Linked DNA regions of Homo sapiens: region 1 is linked to region 2. Evidence: chromatin contacts called from ENCODE Hi-C or POLR2A ChIA-PET data. All regions are on one chromosome and are shown on one strand. Each heading gives the region's core, a stretch centred on a gene start or an enhancer-like site at or near the end of the contact. The rest is flanking DNA. Distances are from core to core; before and after follow the strand shown. Region 1 overlaps XYLT1 (xylosyltransferase 1). Region 2 holds the start of ARL6IP1 (ARL6 interacting reticulophagy regulator 1).

What was found. Hi-C counts contacts between places; a loop is a spot of excess contacts on that map. ChIA-PET counts read pairs that join two places held with the same protein, here RNA polymerase II (POLR2A). Pooled maps may share reads with other maps.
Region 1: a loop to region 2 is called in a pooled map, with 4 times the contacts of the local background. The contact joins the enhancer-like site here to the promoter of ARL6IP1 in region 2. A Hi-C loop is called at or near these places in 1 of 50 pooled maps. POLR2A ChIA-PET finds 5 or more read pairs at or near these places in 2 of 52 experiments (AG04450 and GM12878).

What each region holds. Positions count from the first base shown.
Region 1 is chr16:17,445,869-17,450,389 of GRCh38, reverse strand. All of the region lies in intron 1 of XYLT1 (xylosyltransferase 1), which reads left to right. Among named protein-coding and RNA genes, the nearest start is that of XYLT1, 23 kb to the left of the region's middle. Within about 2 kb of position 1,374, at least 13 of the 41 ENCODE cell types and tissues checked have a DNase peak (open chromatin) inside an H3K27ac peak, as active enhancers do.
Region 2 is chr16:18,799,904-18,805,003 of GRCh38, reverse strand. ARL6IP1 (ARL6 interacting reticulophagy regulator 1) reads left to right here and starts at 3,455. Exons shown (of 6, transcript NM_015161.3): 1 at 3,455-3,573. The coding sequence starts at 3,538. It overlaps SMG1 (SMG1 nonsense mediated mRNA decay associated PI3K related kinase), which reads left to right. Exons shown (of 63, transcript NM_015092.5): 63 at 1-144. RefSeq lists enhancers at 2,912-3,151, 3,532-3,611, 3,832-3,951.

The DNA of each region.
Region 1 (4,521 bases), core at 125-2,624, 1.4 Mb after region 2:
TAGAATCCTTCTCACCTTTTTTTTTTTGTTTGTTTGTTTGTTTGTTTGTTTTGAGACGGAGTCTCGCTCTGTTGCCCAGATTGGAGTGCAGTGGCGCAATCTCAGCTCACTGCAACCTCTGCCTCCTGGGTTCAAGCGATTCTCCTGCCTCAGCCTCCTGAGTAGCTGGGATTACAGGCGCCTGCCACCATGCCTGGCTAATTTTTGTATTTTTAGTAGAGGTGGGGTTTCACCATGTTGGCCAGGCTGGTCTTGAACTCCTGACCTCAAGTGATCTGCCTGCCTCCACCTCCCAAAGTGCTGGATTACAGGTGTGAGCCACCACTCCCGGTCCTTCTCACCTTTTATTAGTAACTGCCATCACCATCATAGCTGGTCTTGGATTCATTAACTCCATCAGGTTATTCCCAGTGGTGGAAACAGTGAATGGCACACAATAGGTGCTCAGTAAATATTTTTGTTTCCTTCAGAAATTGCCTGAAAGATCAGATGAGATGTCTTAAAAGTGAGAGCTATGGAACCCCACTTTAAGATGACATTTTAAGATCCAAAGGCCAAAGATATTCTAGAACAAGGAATCATGCCTTGTTCCATGGGTTCTTGTCAGCTCCTCACCCATACTGATGGCACCTTAAGGTCCACCTGTGTTCTTAGTAGTTGATGCATAGTCCTGTTGATGATGATAAATAATAGTAATTAGCAGCTACCATTTATTAAGCACATACTACATGTTAGGCGTTTTATATTTAATGCTTCCAACACCTAGTGTTGTCAGCATTGTCAGAGTCACTGTTTTATGGACAGAGGAAGTGAGGCACAGAGAGGGGAAGTAACTCTCGCAAGGTTGCACAGCTCCCCACAAGCCCGTGTGCATAACCACCACGTCACTTGATGCTAAGTCCCGTTGATGGGACTGAAGACCAGCCAGACAGGGGAGGCGCCCTCTTCCAGGTGCTGGGCCTGCCCCGTCCCCGCAGCCCATAGGGGAAGTGTCCACAGCTGCAGGCCTGGCAGACACCCAATCTTCTCCTACCCTCTCCAGGGGCTGCTGTTCTCCATGCCCGTGGAATTGCTGAGATCCTGCAGACAGCAGTGAGAAGCTGGCTACTGTCGTCAGAGCCTTTCCCCAGGATGGGGCTGCAGATTTGGCCCCAGCCCTCCTTTGGCCTGCTCAGCTGGCCTGGGGCAGCAGGAGAGAGTGGAAGAGAGGCATGAACTTGCTTTCATCAGAGGGAGCCCAGGGCATGCTCTGTGGGTTCAGAGGAACTTCCTTGGGCGTGTGGGTGAGACCAGGCATGGCATGACACTTATATGCCACTTCCTTCTCCACCAAAACGTCCCTCTTTGTCTCAGTTGGTGGAATGAAGTGCAATGCAGTAGAGAAGCACGGGGACTTGGCGCCAAGGTGCCGGAGTTCGCAGCCTGGCTCTGCCACCCAGCAGCTGTGTGACTGAAGTCTTTGTGCCTCAGCTCCTTCATCTGTAAAATGGGGATGATGATGAACCCACTTCAAAGGGTTGTCAGGAGAAATAAATGAGTTAATACATGCACCTCATTTAGCACAGTGTCTGGGCCTGTATTAAGCACCATAACATGCTGCTGCTGCTGCTTCCTCCTCCTCTTCCTCTTCCTCTGCCCTCCTCCTCCTCCACCCTCCTCCCCTTCCCCCTCTTCCTCCTCCCCCCTCTTCCTCCTCCCCCCTCCACCTCCCCTCACCCTCATCTTCCATTATTATTATTACTGTTGATTCTTGTAGGAGGAGGAGGAATTGGATGAGGGAGATTTGCCTGGTCAACTCTGCCTCTTCCTCTCCCTCCTTCCTCTGGAGCTGTGTGGGGACTAGATTGTGTTGCTGGCTGTGTGGCCTGCGGTCAGTCACATAGCTTCTCTGTATGCATTTTCCCACCTAAAATGAATACAGCAATTGTAATAATGATAATAATGATAATATGCTTCATTTTAAGATGCACATTTTTTACTGTGTCGCCCAGGCTCACAGCCATTTTATTTTATTTTATTTTTGAGACAGAGTCTTGCTCTGTCTGCGCCCAGGCTGGAGTGCAGTGGCGCAATCTCGGCTCACTGCAACCTCCGCCTCCCGGGTTCAAGCAATTCTGCCTCAGCCTCCCAAGTAGCTGGGATTTTAGGCATGTGCCATCACGCCTGGCTAATTTTTGTATTTTTAGTAGAGATGGGGTTTCACTATGTTGGCCAGGCTGGTCTTGAACTCCTGACCTCAAGTGATCCACCCGCCTTGGCCTCCCAGAGTGGTGGGATTACAGGTGTGAGCCACCACATCTGGCCAAAGATACACATTTTTAATATTTAGTAAATAGCCTTTCTGAAATCTGGGATGAATTTTACAATTGATGTGTATGTTTCCTTAATGTTTCAGCACACACCCTTTTGCCCCAAATTGTTATTCAATCAATGATGCATGTCACAAGCGACAGGGTCTTACAATGAAGCACAGAGGCCACAATGTCCACAATGTGCCAAGCAAGGTACTGGGTGTTTTTTAAATGCCTCATTTTTTAAAACTCTTACTGCAGCCCCAGAAGTAGTACTCATATTCTCCCATTTTACAAATGTGGACATTGAGGCTTAGAGGGTGAAAAGTGGCTTTCGTGGAAGGTCGCTTGTTCACACAGCAGAGCTGCTATCCAACCACCCTCCATGGGTCTTACGACATAGGCTGAAACTCTTTTTCCAAGAGCATCCCATAAGCACCTCTCTCCTTCTCCCTGGGATGTAGGAATATGTTCCTAAAGACAGCTTCAAGCTTCTAGGATGGAAATGCTAGTGGTAGTCTTAAAATATGAGCCCCTGCCAAGTTCCAAATGTCTTTGACCCATGAACTCAGCAGCAGGACGGCATGTCTGGGAGACCCTCCCAAGTCATGCTTTGTGCAGGACACAATGTTTTCGGAGCTTAAAGCGTTTTATAAAATAATGTGGGATTTGTCCCAGAGCCTGGCACAGGGTCTAGAATGCTTGAGTCCTGTTTTCCAGTTGGATTAAACTAAGGTCAGACATTCTGCCCCAAGCCTGAAATGTATCACGTGGGCTGGGAGCAGCCCCTGGCTGTCAGGTCCCTCCCAGGCTACAGGCACCCAGGGGACTTCCCATCTGTCTCTCTGTCCTGTGTTGAGAGTGATAGTGGTTGGTGGGCATTGGGAGGGTCTTAGGGAAGAGAGGAAATAAATAGCAGGCCGCTTGGTTTAGAGCAGGGCTGTTGGGCAGAGTCCAGAAATTATCTTGCTAACAGTGACAGTCTATGAGTTGGTGGGGAAGCGAGGTCGTGAATAATTGATTGCTGCTAACTGAGTTGTGAAAACCATTTTCGGAGATTCGAATGTGGAGGCTCTCCGAAGGAGGGAGGGATGGAGGGGAGGAGGGGGTGGGTGGGAGAGTAGACAGGGATGAGAGCGTCCTCTTCCCTTGAGTCCAGAGGTCCCTCTTGGGCTCCCCTGGGTCTGGTTCAGCGAGTTTGGCTGCAGTCCCCCGCACTTGAAAATGGCCTTGGCTGACCCTGGGCCCTGAGAAGGGAGCAGCGGGTGGCCTCAGCTCTGGTTGGGTTGGGCTGTTCCCCGCTGAGGGTTGGTTGAGTCTCCAGGCTGAGTGGGAGTCCCCAGACTTTCACCAGTTCAGAGCAAATCTTTTGAGTCTTTAGAAGGAGTTCCTTGTAATGCAGACGATGGGGTCTTCGCCTACCTCCTTCCAGCCTGATCACCTGCAGAATCGAGGGAAGACATGGGTGTTTCTGAAAGCAGGTCTCACTCCCAAGACTGGGAGGGGCACTGTGTTTTCTGAATATGACACTCTGGGGCTTGTTGAGCCATTTTTTTTTCCTAGAAGAGGCAGCATCACCTGTTGATGGAAACCAAGAGCCTGGGTTTGAATCCTGGATTCACTCCTTCCTAATTGGATGAGCTTGGAGCAGTCAGGTTCCCTCTCTCTGCCTCAGTGTGCCATCTGTAAAGTGAGGATGACAGTGGTCCCTAATCTGAAAGGTTATTGTGAAGAGTCAATAAGTGAGCATTTAAAGATGAAGTACATAAATACATCTATATATCTGTGAGACTGCTGTTGTCTCACTTAGTCATCTTTATTTATGTATGTATTTATTTTTGAAACTGTGGAGCATGGCTTGATGAGCAGCTCACAGAGGCTGGATTTCTCCCTCAGCTGGACACCTTTGTGCAGTGCCCAGCCTGCACAACTGGGCTTGGCAGCCCTTTATAGGATGTCACCTATATTAAATAGCAGGTGGTTGCTCTCCAAAGAAATCTTGCTCTCTCATTTTCAAGCCTGACGAGCTTTTCTAGATCTCTCATATCTATAGGTGCTCACCCAAGTCTACTGTTTGACCGACCACCGTGGCCCGAGCCTGAGTTTCCAGCTGGGAGTTGGAATAGACTCTTGAGCATCCCTCGAGAGGCAGGGTGCAACACATCACCACAAGGCCTGGTGCCTCCTGAAGAGCGGTCTCCCTGCTAGTGTCCAAACTTTGTAAGAGTTC
Region 2 (5,100 bases), core at 2,206-4,705:
TAAATCACACCAGCTTCCTGAAAATGTTCATAATGCATCTTTTGGAAAACAAATACATGCCTACTTTGTGCATATTTGCATTAACATGGCAAAGATTGTATGAAATACCTGTTTTTCAGAAAATAAAGGTTCAGTCTCAAAAGATACAGCATTTAAGTTCTGAATTTATTGGTCAAAATAGATTTTGGAAAACTTGAAACCTTTTGGAACCTGGGTAGCTTGAAAAAACAAAACGACAGGGTCTCCCTATGTTGCCCAGGCTGATCTCGAACTCCTGGGCTCAAGTTACACTCCCACTTCAGCCTCCCAAAGTGCTGGGATTACAAGCCTGAGCCACTAAGCCGAGCCAAGCCTAGTCTTTTTTTTCTGAATAGCACTAATACCTCAAAAAAGACCCCTAAATTCTCAGAAAAGTAACTATTTTATTCTCAAACATCTGTTGTATTTTTGAATAGCAGTAGAAATTCTACTTCAACGATAAAATTCTTTGTGTTAAGGCCCAATTTATAAAGCTTAATTTTGGCAGTATTTAAAAACAAAATTCCCGTAGATCATTATTGACAGATAGGTGCATTCCTTGGAGTGTGAAACCTCTGAAAAAAAATAGAAAATGTCCAGCTTGGCTTTATATCTTGGAGATTGCATTTGTTGCTGCTAAATGAAGTTAGTAAGATTTGTGTTAACTGCTTAGTCATCTGGCACATTTCAAAAGATCACATCCTGTCTCTGTAGGACAAAAACAAAGCTCTAAAGAAAGCTATGTTAAGGGTGGGTGTTTTTTAATAATTAGACCAATCGGAAATTTAGTGAGAGACCATATAGCAGGGCTGTGCATTTAGAAATAGGTATGGGAATACATTGTTAAGTAACAAAAAATACTAAGTGGAGAAACTGCTGTTTCAGTTGCTTCTGTTTTTTTCACCTACCTTCATTTCACAAGCTGGTGTTAACAAGTCTTAAGTTGTGCATGGAAAACTTGGGTGAAAACAAGAAGCATATTCTGCAGCAAAAGCTGATTTCCCAAAAGTAGAAATGTCAGTTTTAAACCCTAATAAAATACCCTCTCTTTTGGAAGTGGCTATTACTGTGGGTCTAGCAAGATCACATACCCAGTGCTCAACATATTCACTAATTATGTGGCTGCTGATTGCTTCGATCTTTTTGACTTTTTTTTTTTTTTTTTTTTTTGAGACAGGTTTTTTGCTCTGTCACCCAAGCTTAAGTGCATAGGTGCAATCATAGCTCACTGCAGCCTCTATTTCCTGGGCTCAAGGGATCTTCCCTGCCTCCCCATTTGTATTTTTTTTTTTTTAGGGGCGTGGAGAAGAACCTGCTCCTCAGACTCCATAGCTTTAAAATCTCTCCAAATAGCGTCTCTGTCAACTGGCTGTATCCTGCCTTTACAACTTCTTTACCCCAACATTCTCCAAAGTGGCACTTTATTGAACAGTCAGCTTCCCTTGCAAAGACTTTTTTTCAAGTGCTTCTCCCTGATTCAGATACTTCACTCCCCTTTCCCCGAAAGACCCACAGCAAATTGACACCCTTCCATGAAATTCACAATGCTCCTGCCCTTGCCCAGCTCTCTTAGGGGCAGTATGTGGTCTGCAGCTATGTTCTCTCACATTTATGACTTCCTTGAACATTTAAGAACCTGGTGGTTACTTAAGGAACATTTTAAAAATAAATTTAAATTCAATGGCCGAATACAAATGACCATGAGATTGGAAGTTAAAACCTGTAAAAAAGATAAAAGGTTGGAAGTTAAAACTATAGTTAATTCACCTGAAACAAACATCTGATCCGGACATTTGGCATGATTCTGTTTGTATCAAACGATGAAAAATCGGCCGGGCGCGGTGGCTACTGCACTACAGCCTGGGCAACAGAGCCAGGCTGTGTCTCAAGAAAAAAAGAAAAAAAAAAAAAAAAAAAAAAAAAAAAGATCAAAGCACTTGTTACTGCATTTGAAATCCTGGATAGAAAAGATGTACAAGTGCCTCAACACAGTTCCTAAACTGCCTAGGAATTCTACTGCTTGTGAGAGGGTTTACATATTTTCTTAGCTTGACCTCTAATGGAAGAAAGGTCGTGTCAAGAACTATCCTTTTGGCCGGGCGCGGTAGCTCACGCCTGTAATCCCAGCACTTTGGCAGGCTAAGGCGGGCGGATATCTTGAGGTCAGGAGGTCCAGACCACCCTGGCCAAAATAGCGAAACCCCGTCTCTATTAAAATACAAAAATTAGCCGGGCGTAGTGACGGGCGTCTGTAATTCCAGCTACTCGGGAGGCTGACGCGCCAGGATCACTTGAACCCGGGAGATGGAGGTTACAGTGAGCAGAGATCGCGCCACTGCACTTCAGCCGGGGCCACGGAGCGCGAGACTCCTTCGTCTCAAACAAACAAACAAACAATTCTGGCCGGGCGCGGTGGCTCACGCCTGTAATCCTAGCACTTTGGGAGGCCGAGGCGGGCGGATCACGAGGTCAGGAGATCGAGACCATCCTAACACGGTGAAACTACGTCTCTACTAAAAATACAAAAAATTAGCCAGGCGTGTTGGCGGACGCCTGTAGTCCCAGCTACTTGGAAGGCTGAGGCAGGACAATGGCGTGAACCCGGGAGGCAGAGCTTGCAGTGAGCAAGATCGCGCCACTGCACTCCAGGCTGGGCAACATAGCGAGACTCCGTCTCAAAAAAAAAGAAAAAAAAAAAAAGAATCCTTTTGGAGAGGGAGCTTGTAGTTTAAGTAACTTAAACATCCACGTATAATAAAGCCACTTAGAAGGCGGTGCATTTTCACACGTTCTCAAACCAGGCCTGGGTTTTTCCGCGCAAGCTAAGGCCTCATTCCTACTGGGTAGGAGAGAAACATTGCAGCAAAATCCACACAAAGAGCTCTTTTCACTTGTCCTCAAAACCTCACGGGTCGCAAATCCGGGCTAAACGGCTCAGGGGCCTGGCTGGGGAACTGGGCCGAAGGTGGAACGGATCCCAGCCACCTCGGGGCCAGGAAAAGATGAAGTGTCGCAGGCCCGGCGTCCCCGCCCTCCGCCTGAGGCAACGGAGCATCTCTCTTCGAGTAGCCCATTTTCCAGAGAGTCTCCTCGGCTGCGAAAGCCAGACGAAGAGGGACCCAAAGCCACCGCAGCGGCAAGAGCCGGAGAACCACTGAGGGACAGCGCCCCCTGCAGAGGCGGTTGAACCGCTTCCCACAGCGCTGGGCGGGGCGTCGCGCAGTCCCTGGGCGCTGATTGGGCACTCCGTGTCCCCTCCCCCTCGGCCCGGCGCTGCCTCTGTCTCCTTTGACCTCGATTTCAAGCCATGCGCTGAGCTTCGGTTGGCCCGGCTTCCTTGAGGCGTAAGCTCGGTCTGTCCAATGAGGAGCGAGCGTCGCGGGGGCCGTCGGGAAGGGCGGCCGACCCATATAAGCAGCCTGCGGGGCGTTCCCTCGGGTTGTGGTTGGTGTGCGGGTTTCGGTTGGAGGACTCGTTGGGGAGGTGGCCTGCGCTTGTAGAGACTGCATCCCCGAGACGATGGCGGAGGGAGATAATCGCAGCACCAACCTGCTGGTGAGTCCTGGCTGCCTGTCCCCCGGGAGCCGAGCGAGGCCTCCAGACGTCCGTGGGCTCAAACACCGCGGCCTCGTCCCTGTCACCCGCCGCGGGCCCGGCCCTTCTCTCCCTGGGCAGGCGACGATGCCTGGCCCTCGGGCTTCTTGGGTGACTCCTGGGTGTCGAACCCTTACCTTTCCTGGGGACGGTGCGCGACGGGGCGAGGAGGGCGCGTGATTCATCACCGCGAGTAGGAGTCGAGGAGGAAGTGGGAGGCAGAGGGGCTGCGACACTAGCCTGGGGTGCGGGTGGGGGCAGAAGGCCTCCTGGGGCCTGTCCAGCGCTTTCGCGGCTCAGGCCCCAGCCGTATTCGGCTTTCCCCGTCTTTGATCTTAACCTGGATGTGCCTGCCTTCTTTTCCCCCTAAAACTTGGACAAGGGTGGAGGGTCAAAGGGCTACTGCCCAGAATTTATCTTAGAGCTGGTACAACTTAAAACGACAGGGAGGCTGCGAGCTCACCGTGGGGAACCGGGAGCGGGGTCCAGCTGAACAGACAATGGGATGTCTTGGCGTTTGTCTGGAATTTGGAAGTCTGGCGGGGGTGGGGTCACAGGACTACTGGAAACAGCTTTAGAGTAATAAGCAGGGATCCGAAGGAACTGCAGTGAGATGGTATCATAGGCGGACACATTTTTATTTGTTATGAATTTAAGCGCACCTTGTGGGCAAAAAACAAGAGAAATATCCTTGCATATTCTCAGTTGCCCTTCCCTGGTGACTGTAGGTCACATACCAGCAATGAAAAACGGAACCAAAGAATTTACTTAGGGGCTTTTGAACTTCCAAGACCCCAGACGCTGGCCAATGACGTGACTTCAGGGCAGTTTTGATTGTGCGTGATTTTATATTTGCTTTTAGAAATGCATGGTTTGTTCCTTTAAACACACGCTCCTTCTAGCATAGTTAGTTCTCAGCGTGGATCTTTTTAAGAGGATTAATTGAAGCACAGAGAAGTAGCTCAAGCCCTGTTGAAATGACAAATCCTGGGCTAGAGCTCCTGCTTCCCAACTCTCCTTCCAGCAGAGCAATATAACTCTAAGGAAAGCAACGCCTTTGGTCGTGGATTTCTTGGATGCAGATCAGTTAACCTCTGTATCTGTTTCCTCCTTGGTAAAATGGGGACAGTAATAACACCTTTTTTTAAGGGTTGTTAGGAAGATTAATTGAAGTATAAATATGAATGCTCAGCAGAGTGCCCACACATAGTAGTCTCTTTCACTAGTATTAAGCATGGAATATAAAGTCAGAAATATTGAGATCACACTAGTGCTCAGCGTGGCACAGATAGCGAGCGTCTTTGTTAAGATTAAGTGCCTTGTTCTGTCATTTGCATGATTTCCAGTGAATGACTTTTACAAAGAGACAAGGTCTCAGCCCAGGCTGGTCCCGATCTCCTGGGCTCAAGCAATCCCCCCCGACCCGCCAAGTGCTGGGTTTACAGGCGTGATCCACTGCATCCAGCCTGATAACATAGAGACACTTGA